2 separate regions of the Homo sapiens genome follow, and region 1 is linked to region 2. A link is an interaction called in ENCODE POLR2A ChIA-PET data of the cell type or tissue named here. Cell type or tissue: K562. All regions are shown on one strand. Links, peaks and the distances in the headings refer to the core of each region. The heading gives the core; the rest is flanking DNA.

Region 1 (15,024 bases), core at 4,191-12,190, 2.0 Mb after region 2:
CACAAGATGGACAGAGCAGGACGCCTTGGTCATATGAGGCCCCTGGGTTCCTTCTGCCCCTACCTCTCTCCCTGGGAATAAGGCCTAAGACCGCAGGGGAGGGAGTAGAGGGCAGGCCAGGAGCTGAGAGGCTGTGCTCTGTCCGGAATTGGGGCATGTTCCCTTCTCTCTCTGGCCTCAGTTTCCCCCCAGTTAAAACTAGGAGTTCAGGCTGGTCCATACCAACTCTCAGTTCCTGTAACATGGAGCTCCCATTGCTGTGCAGGGTGGTCCCAATCCCCAGCAAGCGTCTATGGGGCTGTGAGATGGGGCCTGGGGATCAGAGCTCAGGGCTCAGTGCTCACCTCCCTCAGCCCCTCATCTGGCTTCCAGGAAGTTGCAAAACAGGGATGGTTATTTTTGTGAGGCTGGGTGGGGTTTCTAAAAAAAAAAAAAAAAAACCTAAAACATAAAATGTATTTGTCTGCCAGGAAGATAAATATCTTTGCTGAAAGCTCTTGGCCCAGCTGCCAGCTGCAGTTTGCAGAATGTTGTCACTGAAGCCATGGCTGTCTGCATGTGCCTGGGCTCACACAGGTGTCATGCGTGATGCCGCTGGGCCGGTCGTGCACCCCCATGGCGTCTGCACTGCCAGTGGCCCTCAGGAGCAGCCTCCTGAAGCTGCTTTCAGGCCTACTCTGGGCACTCACCTCTATGCCCTTTCCTTGATGCCTTGGAGAGGGAGGCGAGAATGCCACAGGCCAAATGTCCCTCTCAGCTTCCCCAGTGTGCACAGAAAGCCAGGAATGAGACGAGTCTGAAGCTTCAGCCCTCAGGATCTGGATGGAGTCAGAAGACCTGGACTAGAGGCATCATTCTGACACTTAATGCCCATCGCTTGGACCTATTTCCAGAAGAAGAAACCGCGGGTCAGAGTGGCTGATGCTCACACCTACCACACGTGCTTGTTGTGATGATCAAAGCTCGTGCACGTGAAAGGTCGTGTCAAATGCTCCCCAAACGTCTTATTAATTGTGTTTGTTCTTTCACTCAACAAGTTCCTTTTCCCCAAGTTACAGACAAGGAATACAGTTCTCGAGGAGTTCACACCCACATCTGCAGACACCCAGTTGGCTGCCCTTCCCTAGGCATCTGTGCACGCCCTGCACATGCTCCTGTGCCCAAGGGCCTGCATGCTTGGAGGACTTCTCCAGGGTCGGAGTCCTCTAATGTTCACAGGGTCTGTGGGTTTGCAAGTCCAGACTAGAAATGTGAATATCAATAATGGCAAAACTACATAGCTAGCACACTAGCCTCTTTATTTCCCACAGCTACCCTATGAGGAAGATCCTAGAAGTATCTTCATCCCCATTTTATAGAGGGGGAAACTGAGGCACATAGCGGGTAGGTAAGCTCTCCTGAGCACACAGCTGGGGAGTCATGGCCATAGGATTCATGGCGGGGCTATCAAGAGTCCATGACCTAAACCAGGGGTCCTTAGCCCCCAGGCTGTGGACCAGTACCGATCCATGGCCTGTTAGTAACCGGGCCGCACACAGGAGGTGAGCGGCAGGTGAGCAAGCATTACTGCAAGTTCTGGCTCCTGTCAGATCAGCGGTGCCATTAGATTCTCACAGAGGCGTGAATCCTACTGTGAACCATGCATGTGAGGGATCTAGGTTGCGTGCTCCTTAAGAGAATCTGATGCCTGATGATTTGAGGTGGAACAGTTTCATCCCCAAACCATGCCCCACCACAACCTTCTCCACCCATGGAAAAAATTATCTTCCACAAAACCAGTCCCTGGTGCCAAAAAGGTAGGGACTGTTGTCCCAAACCCTCTGCCAGGAGGTGAGTGTGTCTGCCTAGGAAGCTCACCAGGCTGTGTGGTGGTAAAGTGGCTTCTTGCCTCACTCTCCCACCCCAGCCTCCACCTCTTCTTTCTTGATGTGTATGGGTTGACTCGTCCTTGCAGTCCTGAGCTAGGAATGTGCCGGTGGGTGGGGGGTCCATCTGCCAGACGCAGTGGCTGGGAGCTGTGCTCATGTACACCCACCCAGGCCCGGGGTCAGCGTGCTGGGGATGAAGGTGCCCGGGCAGCCTCAGTAAACAGTGGGCAGGAGCTGCTTGTAACAGGAAATGTGGCCCATGCCTCAATCCCATGCACCCCCAAGGAAGAAAGACCCTTCTCTTGAACAATAGGTGAGACCAGTGTGCAGGGTTGGGGGGCAGGGAAGGAGGTGTTGACTCCTCAGCACTGGACTCTTGGGGCAGAGTCTCCACAGCTCCTGCTGAACTCCTGGTGGGACTAGGCCAGGAAAGGAGGGGCACTCCTGTCTGCCTCAATCCTGGGTCCTCCTCACCCCAAGCCCCACTGGGCCAGACATGGCTGCTGAATGAGTTTCCCTTCCACCCAGGGAGGCCATGGCACTGGGGTCAGAATTCTCGGGCCCCAGAAAAGTCCTGATGCAGGGAATCCCTCTAGAGAGAGGAGCTCAGGGTCAGTGAGGTGGGGATTAAAGGTCACAGAGGTCAGATTGGCTGCCTTAGGTTCACATAACATTGTTGCTGGAAGGGACCTAGTCTAAGATGATGGTGAAGAGGCTCAGATTGGGGAAGAGATTTGCCCAAGGTCACACAGCAAGTTAATGGCAAGCCAGAATTAGAAGCCAAGTCTCCGGACCTCGCATCCAATGAGCTCTAAGAGGAAAAAGGCAGGGGGTGGCTACCCGAGTGCCCCACTCTCCCCCTGACATTCCCCTTCTCTTGTTTGGTTCAACCATTGGTTTCTGACTTTGTTTCCTCCTCCCTCAGCTAAAGAGAGCTCCCTGGGTGAGCCAGAGTTACCCCCTGACTCTGACACTGTGGGGATGGACAGCAGCTACCTGAGTGTCAAGGAGGCTGGGGTGAAGGGGCCCCAGGACCGGGCCAGCTCAGACCTCCCCAGCCCATTGGAGAAGGCCGACTCAGAGAGCAACAAGGGCAAGAAGCGGCGGAACCGGACCACCTTCACCAGCTACCAGCTGGAGGAGCTGGAGAAGGTCTTCCAGAAGACCCACTACCCAGACGTGTATGCGCGGGAACAGCTGGCCATGAGGACAGACCTCACTGAGGCCCGCGTGCAGGTCAGTGAGGGCCACCTGGGAGTGAGGCTGGTAAAGCAGAGCCTGTCCCTGGGCTCTTGGCTGCAGTTGGGGTCTCCTGACTGCCCACCAACCACACCATGGCTTTCCTTTCCTCAGTTCATTGAGAACCTGAAAGTGGGGGCTCCTAGCCTGCCCCTCATGCCCCTGTCCCAACTAGAGCGACTCTGCTTTTATCCTCTTTAATATTGGGCTTCTGCACTGTGGTGGGGGGTTGCAAAGGAAGGAGGGCCTCCAGCAGAGGGGCAGGAAGGCTGCTGCTGGCTGTTTCTGGGCTTTACACAGTGTAAGAGTCCTGGCTCTTTCACACAGAGAAGGGTTACTTGTCCCTGCTCTAGAAGGCCTATCTCTTAGACAGGAAACAGGACAAACATGAAGACAATGTCCACAGCATCCCAGTGGGCAGAAACAGAGAACAGTTTAGCTCTTCCTTCTGCCTAGATGGCTGCATCCCCCTCCATTTTTCAAGTCCCAACTCATACCTCCTCTGAGAAGTCTTCCTGACCACTGTGGCTAAAGCAGTAGCCCCCCTATTACCAGCCAACAACCAAAACACCCAACCCAGTACAATACAGTGGAACCCAACACTCAACCCAACTCATTGCAACCCAACAGAACACAACCCAATAGAACTCAACTCAACACAACACAACACAGTGGAACTCAACACACTCAACCCAACTCAGTGCAACCCAACACAACACAACCCAATAGAACTCAACTCAACCCAGCACAACACAATGGAACTGAACACACTCAACCCAACTCAACCCATTCCAACACAACACAACCCAATATAACACATTCCAATGGAACTCAACCTAACACAACACAACACAATGGAACCTGACACACTCAACTCAACTCAGTGCAACCGAATAGAACTCAACCCAACCCAACACAACACAACCCAATAGAACTCAACTCAACCCAACACAACACAATGGAACTCAACATACTAAACCTAATGCAGCCCCTTCCAACACAACACAACCCAATATAACACATTCCAACAGAACTCAACCTAACACAACACAACACAATGGAACCTGACACACTCAACCCACTCAACACAACCCAATAGAACTCAACCCAACCCAACACAACAGAAGCAAACCAGCTCACCTTTTGTTACACTGTCCTATTTTATCTTCTTAAAAATTTTTTAAATTTTTTTTGTTTTCTTTTTAGAGACAGGGTCTCATTCTATCACCCAGGCTGGAGTGCAATAAGATGATTATAGCTCACTGCAGCCTCAAACTCCTAGGCTAAAGTGATCATCCCACCTCAACCTCCCAAAGTGCTAGAATTATAGGCATGAGCCACCATGCCTGGGCCCATTTTATCTTTTGGGTATTTTTGTTTATTTTTTTTAAAGAGACTGGGTCTCTCTCTGTCACCCAGCGTGGAGTACAGTGGTGTGATCATGGCTCACTGTAGCCTTAACTTCGTGGGCTCAATGGATCCTCCCGCCTCAGTTTCCTGAGTAGCTGGGACCACAGGCATACACCACCACGCCTGGGATAAGTTTTTTTATTTTTTGTAGAGATGGGGTCTTGCTTTGTTGTCCATGTTGGTCTCAAACTCCTGGCCTCAAGTAATCCCTCACCTCAGCCTCCCATACTGCTGGGATTATAGGCATGAGACACTGTGCCCAACTCCTATTTTGTCTTCTTTACAGGATTGTTGACTGGCTTACGTTATTTTACTTGTTTGTCCCCTCCTACTAAACTGTGATTTCCTTGAGATCAAGCACTGATTGTTCATCACTGTATTCCCACCAATTAGAGAAAGCCAAACGCAGAGCATCAAGTCTAAAAAATAAGTATCCGTGGATCAATCAACCCTTGTCCAGAGAGCTGTATCTGCCCCGACCAGCATGAATTCACAGCAAAGAAAGGATCAGAAAGAAAGAAAAGACCCATGAGTAGCCAAAATACAGGTGACAAAATTCACACACTCAAGTTTAAGTTTCAATTTAACACAAAATAAATGTCATAATCAGTCCGCTTTTCCAACCCAAAGCATGTTGGAAATAGCAAATAAAACGTTGCCACATAGCAGTTTTTCCCTCTCCAGTGGGCCAGAAAAATCAATAGCTTCAGAACAAAGAGAAATCTTTTTTTTTTTTTTTTTTTTAATCAGCAAAGCGCCATGCAGCTCAGTGGGCTGAGCCCTTCAATGTTAGGACAGAGATGCCCCAACCCTGCAATCCTCAGCAGGCCCCAGGGACTCTTGAATTAACTCATGAAAGCATCTTCAGCAGCATTGTTCTAAGGCATCAGTAAAAGATTCATCAGTTACAACCATTTTCTGTTTAAGAAGGCAGAGGCATCTCTAATAGAGTCTACAAACTTTTTTTCCAAAATGGCTAATGTGGAAAAGGACTAGTGGTTATCAGTAAATATGTAGCTGTTCAGAAACTGCAGCTACCAGAAGTGATGCTGAAGAGCTGCACGGTTGAGTTGCTGTAAGTTCCCTGAGGGCAGCCTGCCATTTTTTTTTTATTTTTTTATTTTTTGAGACAGGATCTCACTGTGTCACCCAGGTTGGAGTGCAGTGGTGTGATCTTGGCTCACTGCGGCCTCCACCTCCTGGGTTCAAGCGATTCTCATGCCTCAGCCTCCCAAGTAGCTGTGACTACAGGCATGCACCACTACACCCAGCTAATTTTTTTTATTTTTTGGTAGAGATGGAGGTTTCACCATGTTGGCCAGGTTGGTCTTGAACTCATGACCTCAAGTGGTGCACCTGCTTTGGTCTCCCAAAGTGCTGAGATTACAGGCGTGAGCCACCATGCCCAGCCCAGACTGCCTTTTTTTTTTTTAGACAGAGTCTTGTTCTGTCGCCCAGGCTGGAGTGCAGTGGTGCAATCTTGGCTCACTGCAACCTCTGCCTCCCGGGTTCAAGCGATTCTCCTGCCTCAGCCTCCTGAGTAGCTGGGATTACAGGTGTGCACCACCACACCCGGCTAATTTTTGTATATTTAATAGAGATGGGGTTTCACCATGTTGGTTGGCTGGTCTTCAACTCCTGACCTCAGGTGATCCACCACCTCAGCCTCCCAAAGTGCTGGGATTACAGGCATGAGCCACTGCACCTGGCAAGACTGCCATTTTATTCCCCTCCAGTGCCTAATGAATGTTTGATGAAGGATGACAGGGCAGCTGGGGCTTTCCTGTGAATCCAGAAGCCCTCACACACCCAGATCTCACTTGAATTTGGACAACCAGCCACTCACATGACCTTACATGCCTGAGTTTGGACAGGAATCCTAGCATCTAGCCTGATCTCCAGCAAATGGATTGGGGAGGACCCACAGGTGTAGGTAGAGAAAGGGGCATAGCTGGTTATGGGACAGCCCTGTAGGTGCTGTGTTGGTGTGGGATAAACCTGTTCCTTTTCTGTGCAGTATGTGTGTACATTTGTGTTTGCATATGTGGGTTGCATGCATGCTTCCTAACAAATATATGGGAGTGCCCGGGAGTAGAATTCACTAAGTACTGAAAGAAGAATGACGCCTTGAGTACAAAACATGAAAACAAAGGCGCACAGAGCATTTTTCAGTTGCCACCATACAACTAAAACAGAGTGTTCTCTGCACACACACATGCGCGCGCACACACACACACTTATACCTACTTCCAAAATGGAGTTGAGGTAGCTTACAATTAAAGATTTATTTGTTCAATCTAAAAACAAGAACAATGGCATGAAATGCAGAGGTAATGTGGTAAAAAAAAATTTAGGCTAAGGTTCATGGTTGCCATTGAGCACAAACTTCAACTTGGAGCTTCCTGGCAGCCAAGGCAGAAAGGGAAACTCTGACGTGCTGCATATCTTATCACCTAGTGGGAGGACCACAGAACTATAGAACGGTAGTGCTGGAAATGATCACCCCATCTTCCCATTTGATAGACGAGGAAGAAGAGGCCCATAGGTGGGAAGTCATAACCTGAAGTTAACAGCAGCCACTCAGTAGCAGCACTGCGACTGGAATCCGGGACTCCTGAGTCGCAGCCTAGTGCTTCTTTGACTTTAGTTTGCTGTACAAGGACACATGCCAGATTGTTCAGAGGCTTTTCTTTGTATAAAGGCAGCAGGGTGGGTGGGATCTTCATGTGCGTCAGACCTCTGGGTTGAGCCCTAAGCCTGGCAGTGCCCTGGGGGGGTAAGGGGGTGGTGATGGAACCCCCTGCCTGCCTCTGCTGTGTTTGTTCAGGGCCCATACTCAGCTGGTGGCAAGCCAGGTGCCTGGCGTAGAGTGGTGGTGGGGACAGGGACGGGGCAATGGGGGCCCCAAGATGGACTTTTCCTGGGAAGAAGCCTAGGGTTTGGCCCTGCTCCAGGGGGCTGCAGGGGCCTCTCTCTGCTGTCTGGGATTCCAATCTCTGCAGCTGGTGTCTGAAGACAATAAGACAGAGGCCTCCCCGCCCTGGGCCACCCCGCCCTGGCCCCAGATGGGCTGCGGTTAGCGAGGCCTCCGCCAAGACAGTTGGTTCCTTGCACAGCCCGGTCCTCGGGAGAGGCCTGTGCTGAGTGGGCCCAGGCTGGGGTGGTCCTGAGGTATGACATTCAGACCGGGAGAACAGTGGGGACCTCGTGGTTGGCTGTCCTCCTGGGGCTGCACAGTGGAGACAGGCCTGCGGTGCAGAGCTGGGAGGCACAGGAACGGGCGTGGGGGTTGGTGTGGCATCTGGAAGGGAGCTCTCGGAGCCCCTGGGGCGCCAGGGGTCAGAAATGGATGGACACTCCAAGCCTCAGGACCTGCAGATGTGAGCATAGAAGGGGTCGTGAGGATACCCTTGCTGCCTCCAATTTACTGGGGAGGATATTGAGGACCGGCCAGGCTCACCTAGCTCATGTCTGGATCTGGGCAGAAAAGCCAGAACTGGGTGCGCAGGGTAAGGCCCCAGGACAAAGGAACAGGAGAAGAAGGAGGGAGGAGGTGGGCAGCCCTGCTCCCACCGGTCGCTCACCCGCCTCTCACCATTTCCATCTTCAGCCCTCAAATAAATCCCTCAGCCTGACCTTCTTCCACTCCTGTTCCAAAGACGGTGCTAGCTCTGCTGGCCTCTCCCCCGCCTGGTCATCTGTCTTCCCCAGATAACCCACATCTCCTCCTCCCTCACACTCAGCTCCAGCGAGCCCGCGCCCCACATTCCACTCCCCCACATGGCTCCTCCCTCCACTCTAGACCCCTTTGCCAGGCGCTGGCCACCTCCTTCCCTCTTCGGGGTCCCTCCCCGCCCATCCCTGGATCCTCTGTTCCAGAGCCTGTAGGGACATCTTCCACTTCCACAGTCCCACCATGGGGACCTGGAACCCACAGAGACACAAGGAGAACCCCAACAGTCACAGTGACAAAAAGAAAAAGAGAAGCCATCTCTCTCCGTGCCTCCAGTGGCTTCTCCCCTCCCCCCAGCTTCCCCCACAGAAAACCCTGGGAGGCTGAGGAAGGAGCGGAAAGACGGAGCTAAGCCTGCAGGAAATTAAACATGAAATGAAAACAAGCTCCTCTGATTCATTCTCTCATCCTGGCCCCAGTCTCCCATCCCAGGCCACTGATAAAGAGGGATCCCATTTCAGCAGCACAGAGAGGAGACCCCATCTGTCCTTGGCTCCCAGTGGGCAGCCAGGGCCTGGACCCTAGGAATCCCTGGAGGAAAAGGGGCCCTGGGAGGCCAGGGCAGGGGCTGAGACCCCAAACTGGGGAGAGGGTCCGTTTCTAAGGAAGAGGCTTCTCCTCCCCCAGTCAATGTGTGTGCACACATGCACGTGCGTGTAGCCACACTAGTGGGTACACTCGTGCACGCACACACATGCTTAGGATTAGGGAGGGGAAAGTGAGTTGGTACAGGAGTGGAGAAACATAATAATGTACACCCCTGCTCACCCCCACCCTCCTCACAGTAACATGAGATACATCCCCATCTTCCTTGACCTCTTTCCTCTAGCAAAAGACAGTGAGAAAGGTCAGGAGCTGTAAAGAAACAAATGGGAAGTACTCTAAACATTCTTGGACTGCATTTCCCATCTATCTCCCCTGCTGCGACTATGAGGTACCATTCGCCATGCAGAAACTGAGGCCCTTGGCAATACCAGTGCTCCTATGAGCCTGTCCATTGGCCAGCTACACTGGATGCCCAAAGAGGCCAGGCAGCGTCTGTGAGGAAGCACGTCCACACCTCCTTCTCCCCTCCTCGCAGTGGTTCCTAGGAAGCTCAAAGGCTCTGAGGCAGAGGAATTTTGAGAGCTGACTCCTATATTTAGCTCAGCAGCTGCATTGGTCGTGATGGATGGAGAAATGTTTCCACCTGGAGAGCAGGGACTGGACCTCAGGAAAGTTGGCTTTCTTGATGCCTGGGCCTGGAAGGGCCTGGCAAGGCTCCTTATGGCTCTGCAGCTGAGGCTATTGTCATGGCTCTGTTCTCCCGGTCTGCAGCGTGCTGTCTGAGGTGTGCCCACTTGCATCTGAGTCTGCAAAGCCAGCAGACAAGTGCACATCAAGCTGGCAGAGGCCTCCCTCTGAGGAGCACCACGGTCCATCTCTGAATCAGCCTAAAGCCATTCCTGGCCTGGAAGCTGATCCCTCCTCACTCTCCCTCTCTCACCCACCCCGTCCCCATCACCCCTTCTCCAGATCCTAAGTCATGGGCCAGGGGTAGGGCAGCTCTTGCTCTTGAGCCTTGGGAAAGTTCTCAGCCTTCCAGAAATGCTCGTGCAAAGGAAAAGGACCCAATACTCCCCGTCACCAAAAACCCCAGTGCTCACAGCTGACTCAGAGACCTCCCCTCCCCCGTTGGGCTCCCAATCAGGCCAACATCCCATCCACTTGTGCTCAGTGACGGGTTGGCCTCCACTTCCTCTCACCATCAGGCCACGCTTCTACACAAGATTTTATAGCAACTGCCTCTACAGACAGCACCAAGGGAAAAACCCTTCACTTGGCAGTCAAGGCCCCCTGCGATCTGACTCTGTTTCTTTCTCTCCCACCGCTTCCTTCAAATTGACCTCTTTAGGTTTTTGGAGTATGCCTTGCTGTTTCTAAACCTAGGCCTTGGCTTTCCTCCTTTCAGCCAACCATTCAAGGCCCAGCTCCTGTCCCTCCTCCAGGAAGTCTTCCCTGACTGCCTCTGTTGCCCAGCAGAGCCCCTGTTCTCCCTTTAACACAGGGGAGTTCTGAGCTGGGAGACTGTCTCCAACAAGAAGGCTGCAGACAGGATGCAGGGAGGAAGGCATTGTGAATCTGGACCAATAAGCCTTAGAGAGCCATGAACCTTTTGGAAAACTGTGGCAAAACTGTGTGTGATTGTCTAGGAGAACACATCTGGAGGAGCATTTGTAGCTTTTATCAGCTTCTCCACAGGAGTCTGCTTAGATGACTGCTAAGATGACCAGTGACTTGTTTTATAGGTGGTGACACTTGGCTGCTCTAGATTCTCAAGCTTAGAAAAATAAAAGTTCTGGCTCAGGATCACGCCCATGGCTAGTGGGGGTAAGATACCTTCCCAGCTCAGAGTGGATGATTCTAGATTGTCAGCTCTTGAGGACAAAGACCAAGGTTGATATTTATGTGTGGCCGCACCGTTTCCCAAACGCACTGCAACTGATGGGGGGCTCAAGGGAACAGTTTGCACTGCCTGAAAGTGAGGCCTCCAGGCGGGCATCTCACCCTGGTGACAATGGCTTTTTCGCGTCTTGTAGGTCTGGTTCCAGAACCGAAGGGCCAAGTGGAGGAAGCGGGAGCGTTTTGGGCAGATGCAGCAGGTTCGAACCCACTTCTCCACTGCATATGAGCTGCCCCTCCTCACCCGAGCTGAGAACTACGCCCAGGTAAGTCCCGCCCTGAGCTGCCGCCACCGATCCCCAGCCCCTGGTGCTCTGAGAATGAGCCCCTTGGAGGAGAGCCCAGGCACCCCGAGATGACTTATGGCTCCAGGCTGCCCTTCCGTCTCATTCCAGGGGTGTGCCTGTTTATACCAGAGTGTGGGAGGCCCAGGGTTAATCTATCCAACTAATCATTGAACCAGGCTTGGCTGAACTTTAGGGAAGGGAAGGTTGGGGCAGTGAGAACGGCTCTTTCCTCCACTAGCTTTGGCCACTTTTGCTGTGGGCATCGGAACCAAGGCAGGCAGAAGGCCACCAGGCCCTCAGATACCGCTCGGAGGGTCTCTTCAGAAAGCGAGCTCTGAAATCTCCAGGACTCGTGGCCAAGTTGGAATGAGCTTGGGATTCTGAGTCCGGGGACTTAGGTTATCTTTCCAGCTCCAGGTCTTTCTCACTTTAGGCAAGTCTCAAATCTCTGAGCCTCAGTTTCTTCACCTGTACCTTGGACATGGTAAAAGCATCTGCTCAGCTCTGTTGTCAGGCAGTTGTAAGGTCTAAATTCAATCATGCAAAAGTATTTTGTGAATTGTACAGTTTCAAAAAGCTTGTGTGCCTGTGCTCAGCTTCTGGGGCCCTGTCCTCCCCTCCCCCCAGAGCATTTTCCCTAGGTGTCTGTCAGCCAGTCCCCTGTTCTAGTGTGAGATGCAAGGGATGAGAAGTATTGAGTCACATCAGGCACATGGGATGCTTAGAGAGATGTGTTTTTGGCCAAGTCCAAGTCCTCTCCTGACCCCCACTCAGCCTGCCCAGCAGAAGCGGCTGCTCCCTACCTGCTCAGGCCTCATTCTGGCATGGCCTCCACCTCAGCTCCCAACCTGGCCCTGCTCAGCAGCCAGCCAGTAGCACGGGCGCCCCTGCCTCCTTTACTTCTCCCTGACCTGGTTCTGTGCTAGCAAATGGTCTCTGGCTCTCCAACCAGACCAGCCCTCTGTTCCCTCTCCCCCAGCCCAGGATTCATGGGGCAGGAGGGCAGGGCACAGGCCTGGAGGTGAGGCTGAGGAATATGGGGTGTCTCACACAGGCACCATCAGCATCAGCTCGCACTATGTTCTTCCATTCTCTTTCTCCCCTCTCCCTCCCTAAACTCAGCCTCCCTCTGTCCTCCCAGGATGGAACTCTAGCTCCCTCCTTGGCTTTGAGCTCTGCTGCCTGAGCGCACAGCTGGAGGGAGAACCCAACACAGGGCCCTGTTCACCCCTCCTACCCCCACCTCACCTACAGCACCACATAGTGTGTGCTCAGACCTCTTCTGAGAGGGGGTGATGGAGGCCAACCGGTCCCCCTTCCCCTGCACCGCAGAGAGAAATGCGGTTCCCTCCAGGATGGGGGCTGAGCTCTTTCTCCCTGCTTTAAAATGCCTCCCTCGAGTGTGCTCCAGACACATGCAGGAGGGCAGGCCAGCAGAAGCCCACATGAGGTTACCAGGAATCCCGTGTGCATAAGCTGAGAGGTTCCCGGGTCTCCCCCACACCCTAATTCTACCTCCTTATACGTGCCTAGAAGGTAGAGGAAGATGGGAGCCCCAGGTGAACGTTGGGGAGGGAAGGGAAGCCCAGTGGCACAGATGGAAGATAAGATGGCCAACTCATCCCTGCACATGCCCTCGCCCCTTTGGCACGAGGAGGTCCGGTCTCAGATCTGGCTGTCCACTCCTGAGGCAGCCCCTTCCATCCTGAGTTAGTTCTGAAGCCTCCTAGTTCAGGCCCTGGAACCTCAGCCACTGACCCTTGGTTTCTGAGAGGTTTAGGTCCCTGCCGCCCACCTCACCCAACCCCTCCATCTTCCCTGCTACTGGTGGGGGCCCAAGGGAACCTGCGAGGCCAAAGCTCTCCGAGTTGAGGTCTGCTCACCTTGCTCAGGTGCCTATGGATGTGAGGGGCCTGGGGAGGAGCTGGAGGTGAATGAGACACAGCTGCCATCCGCAGATGGAGGCCAAGTCTACAGTTGAGTCTAAAAATAGGAAGCCAGCTGGGGGGTGCTGGGGTGTCACCCTTCCACTGGACCCTTAATGAAGCCTGAGGTCACTCTTTAGAACTGAATTTCCCTCTGCTGCTAGCCTGGCCCTGGGAACAGAGATGCCAAGGTGTAAAAGCCACCCCCACAGGGGTATCTGGATGTCCATCAAGGCTAAACACTCAAGAGGGGCTTCATGGGAAGGATGGACAGTGAGGGGAGAGGTGCTCTGGGGGAAGGGGCGAGCCCCTTCCACACCACACCTGCCCGCCAGCCGGTGACATCTCTCCCTTCCTCTCCCAGATTCAGAACCCGTCCTGGCTCGGCAACAACGGGGCTGCCTCACCAGTGCCAGCCTGCGTGGTCCCCTGCGACCCGGTGCCTGCCTGCATGTCCCCTCATGCCCACCCCCCTGGCTCTGGGGCCAGCAGCGTCACCGACTTCCTGAGTGTGTCTGGGGCTGGCAGTCACGTGGGCCAGACGCACATGGGCAGCCTGTTTGGAGCAGCCAGCCTCAGCCCAGGCCTCAATGGCTACGAGCTCAACGGCGAGCCGGACCGCAAGACCTCGAGCATCGCGGCCCTCCGCATGAAGGCCAAGGAGCACAGTGCGGCCATTTCCTGGGCCACATGACAGGGCACCCCTGCCCCGTCCCCACCTCGGGACACCATGGGCCACGCCCATGTTTTCCAGGCCCCCAGCCTCCCACTCGACTTTCCTCTTAGGAACCTGGCCTGGGCCAGGGGCCTGACCCTCAGCACTTTCAGCCGCCCCAAGTCTGAGGCCCCGTGGACTGCTGGGAGGGAGGGGGCAGCAGGCCCCTGGCCCCTCCCTGGCACTGAGGCCCTGACCCCTGCTCCCGGCCACAGGCAGTGGAGAAAGCCAGGTGGCCACGTTTTTCAGCTTCGCATCCATGATAAGCTGAAAGCGCTTTCTTGCTCCCGCCCACTCCTCTGCTCTGCCTAGTTGACCATGAGTCAATGCTAGATTTCCATGCAGACCCAGCAGCCTCACCAGCCCAGTCTTGTCCATCCTTCCCGCTCCTAGTGGGGTCCCCTGGTCACCAGGCCGGTGGCTGTGTGTCTGAAGCACAGGCTGCCCTGCAGAGCCAGCCTCCTGCCCTCCCATCTTTCTCTCCCTGAAAGCACACGGAATCCGACCTGCTGGGGCCAAGGCGCCAGCCTCCACCTCCCCCCGAACAGTGACGAGTCTGACAGAGCCTGGCTGACTGCATCCTGGCTGTCCCCTAGGCTGGATACACCTGGAGAGAGTGGGCAGAGGATGACAGGAGCTGGAGCCGAGGACCCCTGCTGCCATCTAGCAATGCCAGTCCCCAGGGGAGACACGGGCCAGCCCCTCACTGGACACTATAGGGGAGGAGCCAGACCTGAGGGAGGCTGAGAACACAGATGCCACAAGGGCTCCCATGGTGCTAGAAGAAGGAAAGGTCCTGGGAGAGGGGGAGGCATCCGGGTGGGGCGTGGGCCCGGGCAGTCCTCCCGCTCTCCGGCCTGCCTGGCATCTGGTACAGCGGGGAGGTCTGGGCAGCTTTGTTCTCCATCCAGAGCCCAGTCAGGTTCCCTCCAGGAGGATGCGGAGGGGCTCGTCTCTTCCCTGCCCTACCCTGGCCCCTCCCTGGGGCTGCTCAGCAGTGTCCCGGCATGGAAGGACTCACAACTTCGGAACACATAAGCTAGAGCTTGGGGGCCGGGTGGCAGAGGGTCAAAAGCTGCGTGCAGGCTTTGCTAGAGGACGTGTGGCCATGCTCGGCCTCCAGGCCCTGCTATGGCCTCAAACTGACTGTCCTCCCTGCCATATCTGTCAGTGTCATCGCTGCCCAGAGCCTTCCACGGCAGATGGGGGCTCTGTGTCCCTCCAGGCACTAGGAGGTGTTGCTCTTCTCCACACAGCTTTCCACACTCCGTCCTTACACTTCTTCCACAGGGACCAGGACTCTCTGCCCTCTCTCCAGCCTGCGGAAGGGCTCCTGGCCTGGGCTCCTCGGTGTGGCTTTGCTATTGCAAATGGGGCTGTCAGGATGCCCTCCTGAAACCAGGCT
Region 2 (15,024 bases), core at 2,361-10,360:
GTTTTTCAGTATATTCACAAAGTTGCGTAACTATTACCACGATCTAATTTCACAACATTTTCATCATCTCATATAAAAACGCGATACCCATTAGCAGTCACTTCCCATTCCCTCCACAGCCCCTGGCACCCACGATTCTACTTTTGGTTTCTACAGATTTGCCTTTTCTGGGTATTTGGTAAAAGGAGAATCAGCCGGGCGCGGTGGCTCATGCCTGTAACCCCAGCACTTTGGGAGCACAAGGTCAGGAGATCGAGACCATCCTGGCTAACACGGTGAAAACCTGTCTCTACTAAAAAATACAAAAAATTAGCCGGGCGTCGTGGCGGGCGCCTGTGGTCCCAGCTACTCGGGAGGCTGAGGCAGGAGAATGGCGTGAACCCGGGAGGCGGAGCTTGCAGTGAGCCGAGATCGCGCCACTGCACTCCAGCCTGGGCGACAGAGCGAGACTCCGTCTCAAAAAAAAAAAAAAAAAAAAGGGGAATCATACCACACGTGGCTTTTTGTGACTGGCTTCTTTCACTTAGTGTAATATTTTCAGGGCTCATCCATGTGGTAGCATGAGTCAGTACTTCATTCCTTCTTATTGCTACTTGATATTCCATTGTATAGATCCTACCATGTTATACCACATTTTGCCTCTCCATTTATCAACTGATGGACATCGGGGTTGTTTCCACTTTTTCGCTATTATGACTCATGCTGCTGTTGAACATTAATGTACATTTTTTGTGTGGACCATATATTTTCAAATCTCTTGGAGAATATCTGTCTATCTATCTATCTACACACATACATATTTATATGTATACATATATACATATAAAATTGCTGGGTCATATAATGACTCTTTTTTTTTTTTTTTTTTTTTTTTTTGAGACGGAGTCTACCTCTGTCGCCCAGGCTGGAGTGCAGTGGTGCAATCTTGGTTCACTGCAACTTCTGCCTCCTGGGTTCAAGCGATTTTCATGCCTCAGCCTGCTGAGTAGCTGGGATTACAGCCGTGTGCCACCACACCTAGGTAATTTTTGTATTTTTAGTAGAGATGGGGTTTCACCACGTTGACCAGGCTGGTCTCGAATTCCTGACCCCAAGTGATCCGCCTGCCTCGGCCTCCTAAAAGCACTGAGATTATAGGTGTGAGCCACCACACCTATCCTCTATGTTTAACATTTTGAAGAACCAACGATTGCCAGACTGTTTTCCAAAGTAGTGCATGTTTTACATTCTCTTTTTCTTTTTTGTTTTTGAGACAAGATCTTGCTCTGTCACCCAGGCTGGAGTGGTGTGATCATGCCTCACTGCTTTGAGCCTCCCACCTCAGCCTCCTGGGTAGCTGGGACTACAGGCACCTGCCACCACGCCAGGCTATTTAAAAAATTTTTTTTGTAGAGATGGGTTTCGTTATGTTGCCCAAGGTGGTCTCAAACTCCTGGGCTCAAGCAATCTGCCTACTTCATCCTCCCAAAGTGTTGGGATTACAGGCGTGAGCCACCACGCCCTTGGCTGTTTTTCTTTTTGCCTTTTTTTTGAGACAGAGTCTCGCTCTGTTGCCCAGGCTGGAGTACAGTGGCATGATCATAGCTCACTGCAACCCCCACCTCCCAGGTTCAAGCAATTCTCGTGCCTCGGCCTCTTGAGTAGCTGGGATTACAGGCATGTATCACCATGCCTGGCTAATTTTTGTATTTTTAGTAGAGATAGGGGTTCACCATGTTGCCCAGGCTGGTCTTGAACTCATGACCTCAGGTGATCCACCCACTTCAGTGTCCCAAAGCGCTGGGATTACAGGTGTCAGCCACTGTGCCCCTGGCTGTTTTACATTCTTAACAGCAATGCATGAGGGTTTCAGTTTCTCCATATCCTCCCCAACACTTGGGAATGTTTGTCCCTTTGATTCTAGCCTCCTTATAGGTGTGAAGTGGTATCTCATTGTAGTTTTGATGGGTATTTTCTAATGACTAATGATGTGGAGCATTTTTTTCCTGTGCTTATTGCCATTTGTATACCTTACTTAGACAAAAGTCTATTCAAACTCTTTGCCCATTTTAAAAGTGGGTTGTCTTTTTGTGGCTAAATTATAAGAGTTCTTTTTATATTCTGAATAGTAGCTCCTTATCAGATATAGGACTTGGAAATATTTTCTCCCATTTTATGAGTATGTGTTTTCACTTTCTTGATGGTATCCTTTGAGGCACAAGAGTTTTTAACTTTGATGAAATTCAATTTATCTATTTTTTTTTGTTGTTTATGGTTTTGGTGTCATATCTAAGAAACTACAGTATGTTTCAATGTTCAGTAGGTAGTCTATCCTCACTGTCTTTCCCTCCCCACCCCCATATTTTTTTCCTGGCTATTCTTGCATGCTTATTTTTCCATGTGAACTTTAGAATCAGCCTATCTGGTTCCAAAAGCAATTCGTTTAGCATGTTTTAAAAATTGGAATCATTGTAAATACCATGATTTGTGAAACCGACATCTTTACAATAGTACATCCTCCTATTCAGAAGCAGGATATGTCTTTCCATTTATTCGGACTATCAAGTCCCTCAGCAGCATTCAAAGGCATTCCTCTTCCTTTTTTTTTTTTTTGGAGACAGGGTCTTGCTCTGTCACCCAGGCTGAAGTGCAGTGTCGCGATCATAGCTCACTGCAGCCTCTAACTCCTGGGCTCAAGCAATCCTCCTGCTAAGACACTCCTCTTATACATTTAGCACATCTTTTTTTTTTTTTTTTTTGAGATGGAGTTTCGCTCTGTCGCCCAGGCTGGAGTGCAGTGGCGTGATCTTTGCTCACTGCAACCTCCACCTCCTGGGTTAAAGCGATTGATTCTCCTGCCTCAGCCTCCCCAGTAGCTGGGATTACAGGCACCCACCACCATGTCCAGCTAATTTTCGTGTTTTTAGGAGGAATGGGGTTTCACCATGTTGGTCAGGCTGGTCTCGAACTCCTGACCTCAGGTGATCTACCTGCCTCGGCCTCCCAAAGTGCTGGGATTACAGGCGTGAGCCACTGTGCCCGGCCCATTTAGCACATTTGTATTGGTTGTGTTTTGTGTCATCACTCATATGAATGGAAACTTTTAAAATATTTCCTAACTGGTTGATTGCATGTAAGAAAGGTACTAACTTTTGTATATCAGTCATATAAACAGTCATCTTATTTTATTGATAATTGACATCTAATTATTTCATTGTGAATTCCTGAATTACCTTGAGTTAGAGGTTTACAGTCATATCATCTAAAGATGATAATTTGTCTTTCTCCTTTCCTGTTTTCCTACATCTTGCTTCTTTCGGTTGTCTCACTGTATAGTATAGGCCAGCACTTCCAGAATAATGTTACGTTTAACATTGTTAGTGGTGTGAGTAGAAATTCTCATTTTGCTCTTGACTCTGGGAAATGCTTCCAGCATTTACAGATTTACTGAGCCTTTTTTTCTATGGTGCTCTCTTGTCAGGTTACATACAGCGTTGTGCTGGCTTCATAAAAAGAATTTGGAAATTTTCCTGCTTTCTCTTTGCTCTGGAACAATTTAAATAGCAGGTAGAATTCACCCATGAAACCATCTGGACCTGACACTTTTTTTGGGTATTGCTCTTTGAAAATATTCTCAATTTATTCTACAGTATTTGGTAGGTTTCTTTTTTGGTGCGTGTGTTTTAAAAAACTCTTTTGGAATTAGTTGTAATATTTTCTATTTCCCTAGAAAATCATCTATTCTATCCAGAGTTTTAAACATTTTTGCCTAGGTGGATCGAGGTAAATGTTTATGATTCTATTAATTAGATTGGTGTGTATGGTTATTTCCCAACTGTCATTTCTTGTGTATTTGATCTTTAGAAAGCTGCTAGTGATAGGGGTGGGAAAGGAGTCTTCTGCTGCAGGACAGCCTGTTTCTATGACCAGTCTGAGACTGAGGGCTCTGGATCACAAAATCCCCCAATGCCCAGCCAGTTTGGTTTCGTTTGCGATGATGGAAGACAAACATTTCTCCTCTACCTGGCTTTAGCTGTGATTGAGTGTTTGCCATGTGCCAAGCTCTTAGCTTTTACATTCTCGTTTAATTCTCACAGTCCCATGAGATAGGGAGTACCGCATTATCCACAGTTTACTGGCAGGAAACAGAGACTCAAAGAGTTACAATACTCCTCTGAAGTCACATAGCTAGTAGCTGGCCAGGGTGGGATTAAATACACGGCCCATTCTGCACTTACCTTTACCTCGCCTGGTGTCAGCAACATGGAAACATCCACAGTTGATGACTTTTTTTTCCTTTTAATTGAGATGGAGTCTCGATCTGTCGCCCAGGCTGGAGTGCAATGGTGTGATATTGGCTCACTGCAACCTCCACCTCCCAGGTTCAAGCGATTCTCCTGCCTCAGCCTCCCAAGTAGTTGGGACTACAGATGCGCGCCACCACGCCCAGCTAATTTTTTTGTATTTTTAGTAGAGACAGGGTTTTGCCATATTGGCCAGGCTGTTCTCAAACTCCTGACCTCAGGTGATCTGCCTGCCTTGGCCTCCCAGAATGCTGGGATTACAGGCGTGAGCCACCATGCTGGGCCCACGGTCGGTGACTTCTAACTCAGGCCCATGTTTCTCGGATCTATAAGGTGCCTCACGGTGTGACCTCCCCACTCTTTCCTGTACATTTCTTAGATATTGTTTTGAGGCTTGCTCTGTTCCTGACATTGTGCAAGGTACTCGGAAAACGGCTGTGAAGTGGAGACCACGGACCTCGCTCTCAGACATGGTGTTTATCATCCTGTAGGATGATCATTTAAGAAGCAGAACAATAATTTTTTTTTCTTTGAGGCAGGGTCTCACTGCGTCACCCAGGCTGGAGTGCAGTGGTGCAATCTTCCCTCACTGCACCACGCCCGGCCAATAATTTTTTTAAAAAAACAAACCATCAAGCCAGGCATACTGGCCCATGCCTATAATTCCAGCACTTTGGGAGGCCGAGGTGGGCAGATTGCTTGAGCTCAGGAGTTCCAGACCAGGCTGGGCAACACGGCGTGACCCCATCTCTACCAAAAATACAAAAATTAGCTGGGCGTGGTGGTGCATGCCTATAGTCACAGCTACTCAGGAGGCTGAGGTAAGAGGATCACTTGAGCCTGGGAGGTCGAGGCTGCCATGGGCTGAGATAGCACCACTGCACTCCAGCCTGGGTGACACAGCAAGATCCTGTCTCAAACAACAACAAAAAGGCATCAGATCACAGTGCCTTAAGGTACAGTTGGTTTTTTTTTTTTTTTTTTTGAGACAGAGTTTCTCTCTTGTTGCCCAGGCTGGAGTGCAATGGCGCGATCTCGGCTCACTGCAACCTCCGCCTCCTGGGTTCAATTGATTCTCCTGCCTCAGCCTCCTGAGTACCTGGGATTACAGGCATGCACCACCACCCCGGCTAATTTTGTATTTTTAGTAAAGACGGGGTTTCTCCATGTTGGTCAGGCTGGTCTTGAACTCCCGACCTCAGGTGATCCACCCGCCTCAGCCTCCCAAAGTGCTGGGATTACAGGCGTGAGCCACTGCGCCCGGCTTAAGGTACAGTTTTTGAGGGAGCCCAGGACTAGCTTGAATCACACACATCTGACTCTTAATTGCTTTATGTCTGGGACACGCCTCTTCATTTCTGAGAGCCTTTGTTCCCACATCTGCAAAATGTGGATAACACCACACGTTTTTTTTTCCCACTTGGTAGGGATGCCTCTTACAATTGATGGTGTCTCCCAACGATATCTGGCAGTGTTTTTCTCTTTCCTATTGTTGAAGAAAACAGTGGTATGTCCCATTGATGGCCTTAGGTTGGATGACATATGGTAATAATCACGTGGTGGTTATGAGGACCAAATGAGATAATGTAAGGTGAAAAGCCCTATGCAAATTCAGGTGAAACAGTGCGAATTCAGGTGAAACAAGCATTGGCCCAGATTCTAAACTAAAGTCTGTCATTGCTACTTTGTTGATGACCTTAAGCAAGTTACCCCCGGTGTGTGGTCCCCAAATTTCCTTCTCTGGCCTTCCTTCTCAGCAAAACGAGAGATTTATTTAATTCATTAATTCAGCAAACACCTACTAAGCACATTTTCTGGGCCAGGCACAGTGGCCCTGGGGATGTAAGGACGTGAGACAGGGTGGAAGTGCGTTGTTCAGCAGGATGCAGACAGGGGACAAAGTTCTTCCTGTGAGCCTGCTTCAGTTAAGGTAGAGACTGAAAGCTGATGTCAAAGGTCTCCTCCAGCTTTAAATTCTGTTATTCTGGGACTAGGAGGCGGGACAGACAGGGCAAGCATGTTTGGGGAGGCCGTATGGTATAAGGGTTAATGTAGTGGTCCTGGTGTTGGACAGCCTTGGGCCAGCTCTGTCGCTTTTAAGCTGTGTGACCCTAGGCCAATGACTTAACCTTTCTGATCCTCTGGAGCCTTATCTGTAAAATAGGAGTGACAACAGTCTCCTCTCATAGGGTTCTAGTGAGTGCTGAAAGAGATACAATGTGTATAGTTCTTAGCTTAGTGCCTGGTACATAATAAGCAATGAATGAATGATAGGTAGCTTCCCTGCTTCCTTTCCTTCCTTCCTTCTCTAGCCTTTTCTCTCCTTTCTCCTTCCTGTTTTTCCTTTTCTGCCTCTCCCTCCTTCTCCCCAGTTTTACTTCTGTACTTGAGAAGCGAAAACTTTCTGGAGCAGGAATTCCCTGTCCAAACCTTCCCACTTTCTATTTGGAGGTTGGCACAGAAAAACCAACTCTGCTGAATAAATTGGCTTTCCTTATTGCTAGCCTTTGAAGTGGCTCCCACCCCTGCTGGAAGTTTCTGGTGTTTTCTGCCATGGCTGCCCTGTAGTGAAAGCAGGATGTTCTCTCCACGAGTCAGGGGAGACACAGCCCAAGTCCTAGATCTGAAAAGAGTTATTGGTTCCAAACTATGAAAACTGTAAAAATAAAAAAGTTTAATTAAAAACTATACAATGTAACATTGTGTTAATTGCATTAATTGTTAAATATTGTGTTTCTTTATATTTGAAAACAATTCGTAGGTTGGATTTTTCTCAATTTTCCCCGAGTTCCCAAATAGGCACAATAATTACTGAGAAATTATAGCCAATTGTAAATTCAGTGAGTTGTTTGCCAGTTGTAAATTAAATGAGTATGTTTAGCCAAATTCAATAGCAAAATTATAAAAAGCCCTTTCAAAAAATTTACCATTAAAATTGCTAATATGGAATATTTTAAAGTGTTTTATACAATATAAGCCCTCTCTAGGGCTAGAGAAGACGTTAAAATGCCTTGTGCTGTATTTGGGAGGCCAGGAACCCTCTTTTTGATTCTTCTATTTTTTTCTCCCCAGGATAGCTGATTTTTCCAGTCCTTTGTGAGACATCTAATATTTACAATTTGTAATAGCTTTGGAAAATATTCACAATGTAATAAAAAATTGCAGGATCTTAAGCTATAGATCAGTTTGATCTCAAGTAGTTTAAAAAATTCATACATGCATTTTTTTTTAAAAAAAGACTAGAAAGAATTATACTAAAATGTTAACAGGCTCTCTAGGTGGAACAACATGCATAATTATCTTTTATTTTTTATAGTTTTCATAGTTTTCAAATTTTCTACAATGAAAATGTATTACAATCAGAAAAACAATTTTTGGTAGTTTAAATTTTTTTTTTCTTACTACAAAAGTAATTTATGCTCATTATAGAAAAATCACAAAATACATATAAGCATAAGGAAGGAAAAGAAACATGCAAATTCCACCCACCCAGAGACAACCACTGGGTCCTTCCAGACCTTGTTATGCATACATAAACATTTATATTTTTATCACAAAACAGGATCATTCTGTACATAGTACTGCGTTGAAACCTGCTTCTTTCCCCATAATGTATATTGAGAAATGCCAACAGCACATTTCTATAACGTGATTTTCATGGCAGCATACATTACATTATGAGGACAAACCATAATTTACTTAACCCCTAATTATTAGACATTTATGTTGCTTCCAAAGTTTCTCTATTACAAATAATGCTGTAATAAGAAATATTTTAAAGCACTTAAGAATCCTTTATTTTTACATGGAAATCGTAGGACGCTACCCAACAGATATTTATTTTTTCTTTTTTTAATTTTTATTTATTTTATATTATTTATTTTTAATTATTTTTATTTTTTATTTTTTGGGGGATGGAGTCTTGCTCTGTTGCCCAGGCTAGAGTGCAGTGGTGCGATCTCGGCTCACTGCAACCTCCACCTCCTGGGTTTAAGCAATTCTCTTGGCTTAGCCTCCTGAGTAGCTGGGATTACAGGCACACGCCACCACAACCAGCTACTTTTTGTTTAGTAGAGACAGGGTTTCGCCATGTTGGCCAGGCTAGTCTTGAATTCCTGACCTCAAGTGATCCATCCGTCTTGGCCTCCAAAAGTGCTGGTATTACAAGCGTGAGCCACCATACCCGGCCCATTTATTTATTTTAGAGACAGGGTCTCACTATGTTGCCCAGGCTGGTCTTGAACTTCTGGGCTCAAGTGATCCTCCTGCCTCAGCCTCCCAAAGTGCTGGGATTACAGGCGTGAGCCACTGCACCCAGCCCAGATATTTATTTTTGAATGATGCTAGGCTCTGAGGATGCAAAGGTTGTTTCAGTTGTTATTCCTGCTCTGCAGGAGTTCCCAGTCCAGGAGGAGATAGTGGCAGGAGTGACAAACTATGCCCCAGAAAGCCAGGAAAGGCTCCTCTGGCAAGTGACGTTGAACTAGGACTTGAAGATCAAGTAGGAGTTCACCAGGCAGACAGGATGAGGTTAGCTGGGATATTTCAACAGCATGGACAACAGGGCATGAGAAAATGGGAAGGTAATATCTTATCTGGAGCCTGTGGTGTGCTGCGTACGTTTCACATAAGTTTTCTCATCCAATTCTCACATCAACTCCACAAAGTAACCGTTCTTAGTCCCATTTTCTAGCCAAAGAAACTGAGGTTACAGTGCTTGTTTAGCTAGAGGTAGAGCCAGGATTTGGACACAGGTCTCACTTACTCTGAAGCTCAAGCTCTTTCTTTCTTCCTTTCTTCTCTTTCCCTGATGACAGCAGGGGCAGTTCTATGCTCCCAAGCAAGATAAGAACAAGGTCTAATTCCTTTTCTTCCCATCTGATATTTCCTGGTAGCAAACATTTCCGCCATTTTAAGACCTGTGCTACCCATTGCCATAGAGTAGTGAAGTCCCAGCCTGTTTTGTCTCTTGCAGTAGCCACTCCTTACAGAGCCTGAAAGAGAAGGGGAGCGTCCAGCCGCCATCTTGGGCTCTGTCTTGTCATCCCTTGAACAAGTCTGTCTTCTCTCTCTTTTTTTTTTTGAGACAGAGTCTCGCTCTTTCGCCCAGGCCGGACTGCAGTGGCACTATCTCGGCTCACTGCAAGCTCCGCCTCCCGGGTTCACGCCACTCTCTTGCCTCAGCCTCCCTAGTAGCTGGGACTACAGGCGCCCGCTACCGCGTCTGGCTAATTTTTTGTATTTTTAGTAGAGACGGGGTTTCACCCCGTTAACCAGGTTGGTCTTGATTTCCTGACCTCGTGATCCGCCCGCCTCGGCCTCCCAAAGTGCTGGGATTACAGGCGTGAGCCACTGCGCCCGGCCACAAGTCTGTCTTCTCTTTAATGCCTCATTTGTCTTGGCACAAAGACACATGATTAGGCTCAGAGTGGCATGTTTTGGCAAGGGTGAGACACATTCAGTGGAGTGTTGGGGAAAGGATGGGGTTAGGGTGGAGGCCTAGGGCCAGAGACAGATGGGCCATGCTAAGACATACGTTAGTGACGTTTGTTAGGGAAATGACATGGCTAAATGGTTCTTTAGGAAGAAGAGTCAGGCGCCTCTGGAAGGGATGGTTTGGCCTACAGAGAGAAAACAGGTTATGGTCCAAAAATAGCAATGGCTAACATTTTTTGATTGCCAGACACTATTCTAAGCATTTAAACATATTTTAACTCTCTTAATCCTTGTGACATAGGTACTATTATTATCCCTGTTTTGCAAGTGACAAAACCGAAGTACAGAGACTTTAGGTAACTTGTCCAAGGACACACAGTAAGTGGAAAGGCCAAGACTTAGCCCAAGGCAGCCTACTCATAACTATCAATCTAGTTCAGCTGAATTTTGCAAAACTGAATGAGGAAACGTGTTAGTTCCTTGAAGACAGGGGGCCTGATTAACTACTGTATTCCCATGCAGAGCTCACTTTCTTTTGTTTTGTTTTGAGATGGAGTCTTGCTCTGTCACCCAGGCTGGAGTGCAGTGGTGCAATCTCAGCTCACTGCAAACTCCGCCTCCCGGGTTCACGCCATTCTCCTGCCTCAGCCTCCCGAGTAGCTGGGACTACAGGCGCCTGCCACCACACCCTGCTAAATTTTTTTTGTATTTTTAGTAGAGACAGGGTTTCACTGTGTTAGCTAGGATGGTCTTGATCTCCTGCCCTCGTGATCCGCCTGCCTCGGCCTCCCAAAGTGCTGGGATTACAGGCATGAGCCACCGCACCCGGCCTGCAGAGCCCAACTTTTGAAGCATCACGCACTGTCAATAGATACTTGATTAATGATTAAATGTGAAGGCAATTAGTCTGAACTAAAACAGTGGCAGGGTGGTGGTGGGGAAAAAATGTCCCTGAATTAGAATCACAGGATTTGATGACAAGAGTGGGGGTGAAGAGTGGAAGGAGAGGATTCTGGGGGGATGACTTGGAGGTTCCCAGGTTGGTGGAGCAGGAGGAGAGTGGTGTTGTTAATAAGGCTCAGCCTTCCTGATTAGGGGCTTATCAGAGAGAGTTGAGCTTGGGTCATATTAACTTGAGGGTCCTGGGCGCCTCGGCCCTGGCTCCTCATGTGAGAATCATATAAAGGTTATTCTTCTGATTTTGATAGCAAACCCAATAGGTTTGCAAACTTCTCACATGCTAATTAAGAAACTAATTAAAACCCATCGGTTCTTAAAGACATATGGTTTATTTAAAGTTGATCCAAGATTGATATTTGGTTAAACAATGTTTTAATAAATCATAGAATGAATTGGCTCTAAGAATACTAGCATGGTGCTCCAATTTACTAGACACTTTCCATGCATTCTTTTTTCCTTTGAAATATGAAAAAAATGAGATAGTGTAGATAAAAATATCTAATGCCTAACGATCATTTAAAGCTAGTTTCCTTCTTGAAGCCCATGGAACTCTGTGGGGTTAGGTATGGTTATTATCCCCATTGTACAGATGAAGAAACAGGAGTAATTAAGAGAGATTAAGGGGCTGGGTACAGTGGCTCACACCTGTAATCCCAGCACTTTGGGAGACTGAGACGGGTGGATTACCTGAGGTCAGGAGATCGAGACCAGCCTGACCAACAAAGTGAAACCCAGTCTCTACTAAAAATACAAAAATTATCTGGGTATGATGGCGAGTGCCTGTAATCCCAACTACTTGGGAGGCTGAGGCAGGAGAATCACTTGAACCTGGGAGCCGGAGGTTGCGGTGAGCAGAGATCGCACCATTGCACTCCAGCCTGGGTGACAGAGCGAGACTCTGTCATAAATAAATAAATAACGAGAGGTTAAGGGACTCATACAAAGTGATTTTGCAAGGAAGTGGAAAAGTCAGGACTCATACCTAGGTCTCCCCACAATTGCTGTATACTAAATCATCCCCAAACGTAGAAGCTTAAAGCAGTAAGTATTTATCATTACATCACAGAGTTGATGAAGATCAGCAGTTTGGGGTGGCCTAGCTGGGACTGCAGTCTCTGGAGGCTTGACTAGGGCAGGAGGTTCCTTTTCCAGGCACACTCACATGGCTTTGGGCAGGAAACTTCAGTTCCTTTGCACTTGGGCTTCTCTCTAGGGCTGCTCAAGACATAGTTTTACCCAGACTGAATGATCAGAGAGAGCGAAAGAGAGAGGGGGTGGGGAGATAGAGGGAGAAAATGAGAGAGTGAGCAAGAGCAGTTAGGCTAGAAATCTTTTTATGACCCATCTTGGAAGTAATATCCCATCAATTTTGCTGTATTTTACTCATTACATTTTTTAAAAAATTTTTGTTATTTTATTTTATTTTATTATTTTTGGAGACACAGTCTTGCTCTGTCACCCGCTGGAGTGCAGTGGCACGATCATGGCTCATTGCAGCCTCGACCTCCCCAGGCTCAGGTGATCCTCCCACCCCAGCCTCCCAAGTAGCTGGAACTACAGGTGTGCACCACCTCGCCTGGCCAATTTTTTGTATTTTTTGTAGAGATGGGGTTTCACTATGTTGTTCAGGCTGGTCTCAACCTCCTGAGCTCTCAAGCGATCTGCCAGACGTGGCCTCCCAAAGTGCTGGGATTACAGGTGTGAGCTACTGTGCCCTATCCTGTATTTTATTTTTTTTGTAGAGATGGGGTCTCGCCATGTTGCCCAGGCTGGTGTAGAACTCCTGGGTTCAAGCAATCCTCCCGCCTCAGTCTCCCAAAGTGCTTGGATACAGGTGTGTGCCACCACGTCCAGCCCCAGCGTGTATTTTACATCTTAGAAGGAAGTCATTAGGTCCAGGCCCCACTTAAGGGGAGGGAACTTCACCAGGGTGTGAACGTCAGGAGGCAGGGATCATTGGGGACCATCTTAGAGGCTGCCTACCGCAGGCACCCTTTCTACTCTGCCATTCCACAAATTGTCATTTTCATCTTTGCAGCTTCTCCTCATCTCCCATCCTCCAAATAGAAGTATTTTATGAACTTCATAAAGTTGCAATGTGGCCAGTTTGGGGCAATTTATATCTTCTATAGACAACAGCATTGAACTACTTAGCAAACCAGGAAGTGGAAAATGGTTATAAAGGGATCCAATTACTTTCATTGCCAAGGCAGTGTAAAACGCAACATGTGAAAATGGACTTAATTGGTGAAAAATTAATTAGACAATTAAATTTATTTCTGCTTAAATACACTTAGGTGTTAATTGGTAATCTGACTGCAGGTTTATTTTAAGTTACATTTGTTATCTTGACTCTGTCCTTTAAGAAACGATCTTTGTTTAATATGCCGTGAACACTCCTGGTCTTGCCGAGAAACAGTGTCTAGTTCATTCTCATCGTTCTTCTCCAGATAGGACTGATCCGGGTCAGACTGGCCCAGAGGGCAAAAAAGCATTTGCTTCGAAAGCCCCATCAAGAGGAAAATCTTTCTACTGCCAGAGGGGCTCTTCTGGGAAGCCTGAGTGGAGAGGTACAGGATTCCAAGTGGGAACTGCAGACTCGTTAGTCTGCCACTCACTGGCTCTGTGACTCTGGGCAAGTTACTTCTGCAGTCTGGGTTTCAGTTTCTCTATCTGTAAAATGAGCTAGTGGGCGTTGATGATGTCTGAGTTCACTTCACCCATAAAATTCCACGATTGTCAAGTACAGGGGTTTCATGACAGGAGGGATAGATTGCAAGGGTTTTCTTTTTCTTGAAAAAAAAAATTTCTTAGCCTCATCTGTTTGCTAGAATTTGTTTTAGAGTATTTCATGTGCTGGTTAAACATAGTGGGTTGGATACATTTTAACCTGCGCACTGTCTTTAAATCCCACTGAAATCATGAGGACAGAGAGAATGGGCAAGGGGTCATCGATGGACCGGAGATGGGATGGTAGGGACAGAAACTGCAGGGTCCGCAGAAGGAACTGCTCACCGAAAGCCAACAAGCTTGCCCTGTGGAATCCCAGAAAGGCCCAGGAACTTCGGGACATCACTGAAGGCAGAGTGAAGAGAGGTAAGTGCAAGTCCAGATGAATGAGTGATGATGTTCCCACTCTCTCCAGAGTTGCACACCCCCTCACCACCCCCAAGTGGAAGATTGGGAGATTCCTCTCTGGGGAAAGGAAGCAATTCCACAGGAAGGAGTTCCCCAATGAAAAAGACAACATGCATGGTGGTGCATGCTGGTGGTCCCAGCTACTGGGGAGGCTGAGGCAGGAGGATCGCTTGAGCCTAGCAGTTCAAGGCTGCAGTGAGCCATGTTAGTGCCTCTGCACTCCCGCCTGGGTGGGAGTGAGACTAATGCAGGACAGGCAAGCCCCCAAATTGGGCCTTAGCCTGGGAGGGTTCTCAGTTTCACACAGGAAAGAATTCAAGGGCAAGCCAGAGGTGTTAGACAGCAACTTTTTTTTTTTTTTTCTTTTGAGACAAAGTTTCTGGTCACTCAGGCTGGAGTGCAATGGTGCGATCTCGGCTCACTGCAACCTCTGCCTCCTGGGTTTAAGTGATTCTCCTGCCTCAGCCTCCTGAGTAGCTGGGATTACAGGCACTCGCCGCCATGGCTGGCTAATTTTTGTATTTTTAGTAGAGATGGGGTTTTGCCATGTTGGCCAGGCTGGTCTTGAACTCCTGACCTCAGGTGATCCGCCTGCCTTGGCCTCCCAAGGTGCTGGGATTACAGGCATGAGCCACCATGCCTGGCCTAGACAGCAACTTTTATTGAAGTGGCCGTGCACAGCAGCAGCAGAGGTACCGCTGCTGGCAGAGCGGTGTGCCCAGAGTAGCAGCTCAGAGGCAGTACTGCACTCATGTTTATACCCACTTTTAATTATATACAAATTAAGGGGTGGTTTATGCAGAGATTCTAGGATGAGAGTGGTCATTGCAGGGTCAGGGTTATTGCCCTGGAAAGGGGTGGTAACATCTGGGTGTTGCATGGGAGCAGTAAACTGACATAGCACCCTTGTGGTCGTGTCTTATGGAAAGCTGCTTCTGGACCTGTTTTAGTTAGTCCTCAATTTGGTCCGGTATGTGAGCCCCACCTCCAGAGCCGAGTCCTGCCTCCCACCTCAAGACCCCGTCTCTAAAAAAAAAGAAAAATCTGCAGGTGACAAACTGCACCCACTCAGAGCTTCCCATCAGCTTTCAGTGTCTCTCTCTTTTTTGTTGTTGCTCAAGTTAAAAAAATGTTTAAATTGACAAATAATAACTGTGTATATGTTTGGGGTACAGTGTGAGGTTTTGCCTCCCACTGAATGTGCACA

What was found. Peaks named below come from ENCODE experiments on the same cell type or tissue, not always from the same donor. Only the 100,000 strongest peaks of a DNase experiment are listed, where the experiment ranks them.
Region 1: POLR2A ChIA-PET joins it to region 2 with 7 read pairs; 1 of 35 experiments calls an interaction of 5 or more read pairs at or near these places.

What each region holds. Positions count from the first base shown.
Region 1 is chr11:44,263,428-44,278,451 of GRCh38, reverse strand. It overlaps ALX4 (ALX homeobox 4), which reads left to right. Exons shown (of 4, transcript NM_021926.4): 2 at 2,794-3,104; 3 at 10,830-10,958; 4 at 13,269-15,024. The coding sequence ends at 13,598. Among named protein-coding and RNA genes, the nearest start is that of ALX4, 39 kb to the left of the region's middle. RefSeq lists a silencer at 577-894 and an enhancer at 6,238-10,075. In K562, for the core only: no CTCF peak of the experiment used is centred there; DNase peaks (open chromatin) are centred at 7,561, 8,211, 9,941, 10,551 and 1 weaker place; H3K4me3 peaks cover 352 bases.
Region 2 is chr11:46,214,478-46,229,501 of GRCh38, reverse strand. It overlaps LINC02710 (long intergenic non-protein coding RNA 2710), which reads left to right and starts at 9,842. Exons shown (of 3, transcript NR_183776.1): 1 at 9,842-9,921; 2 at 13,611-13,775. In K562, for the core only: no CTCF peak of the experiment used is centred there; DNase peaks (open chromatin) are centred at 6,472 and 6,831.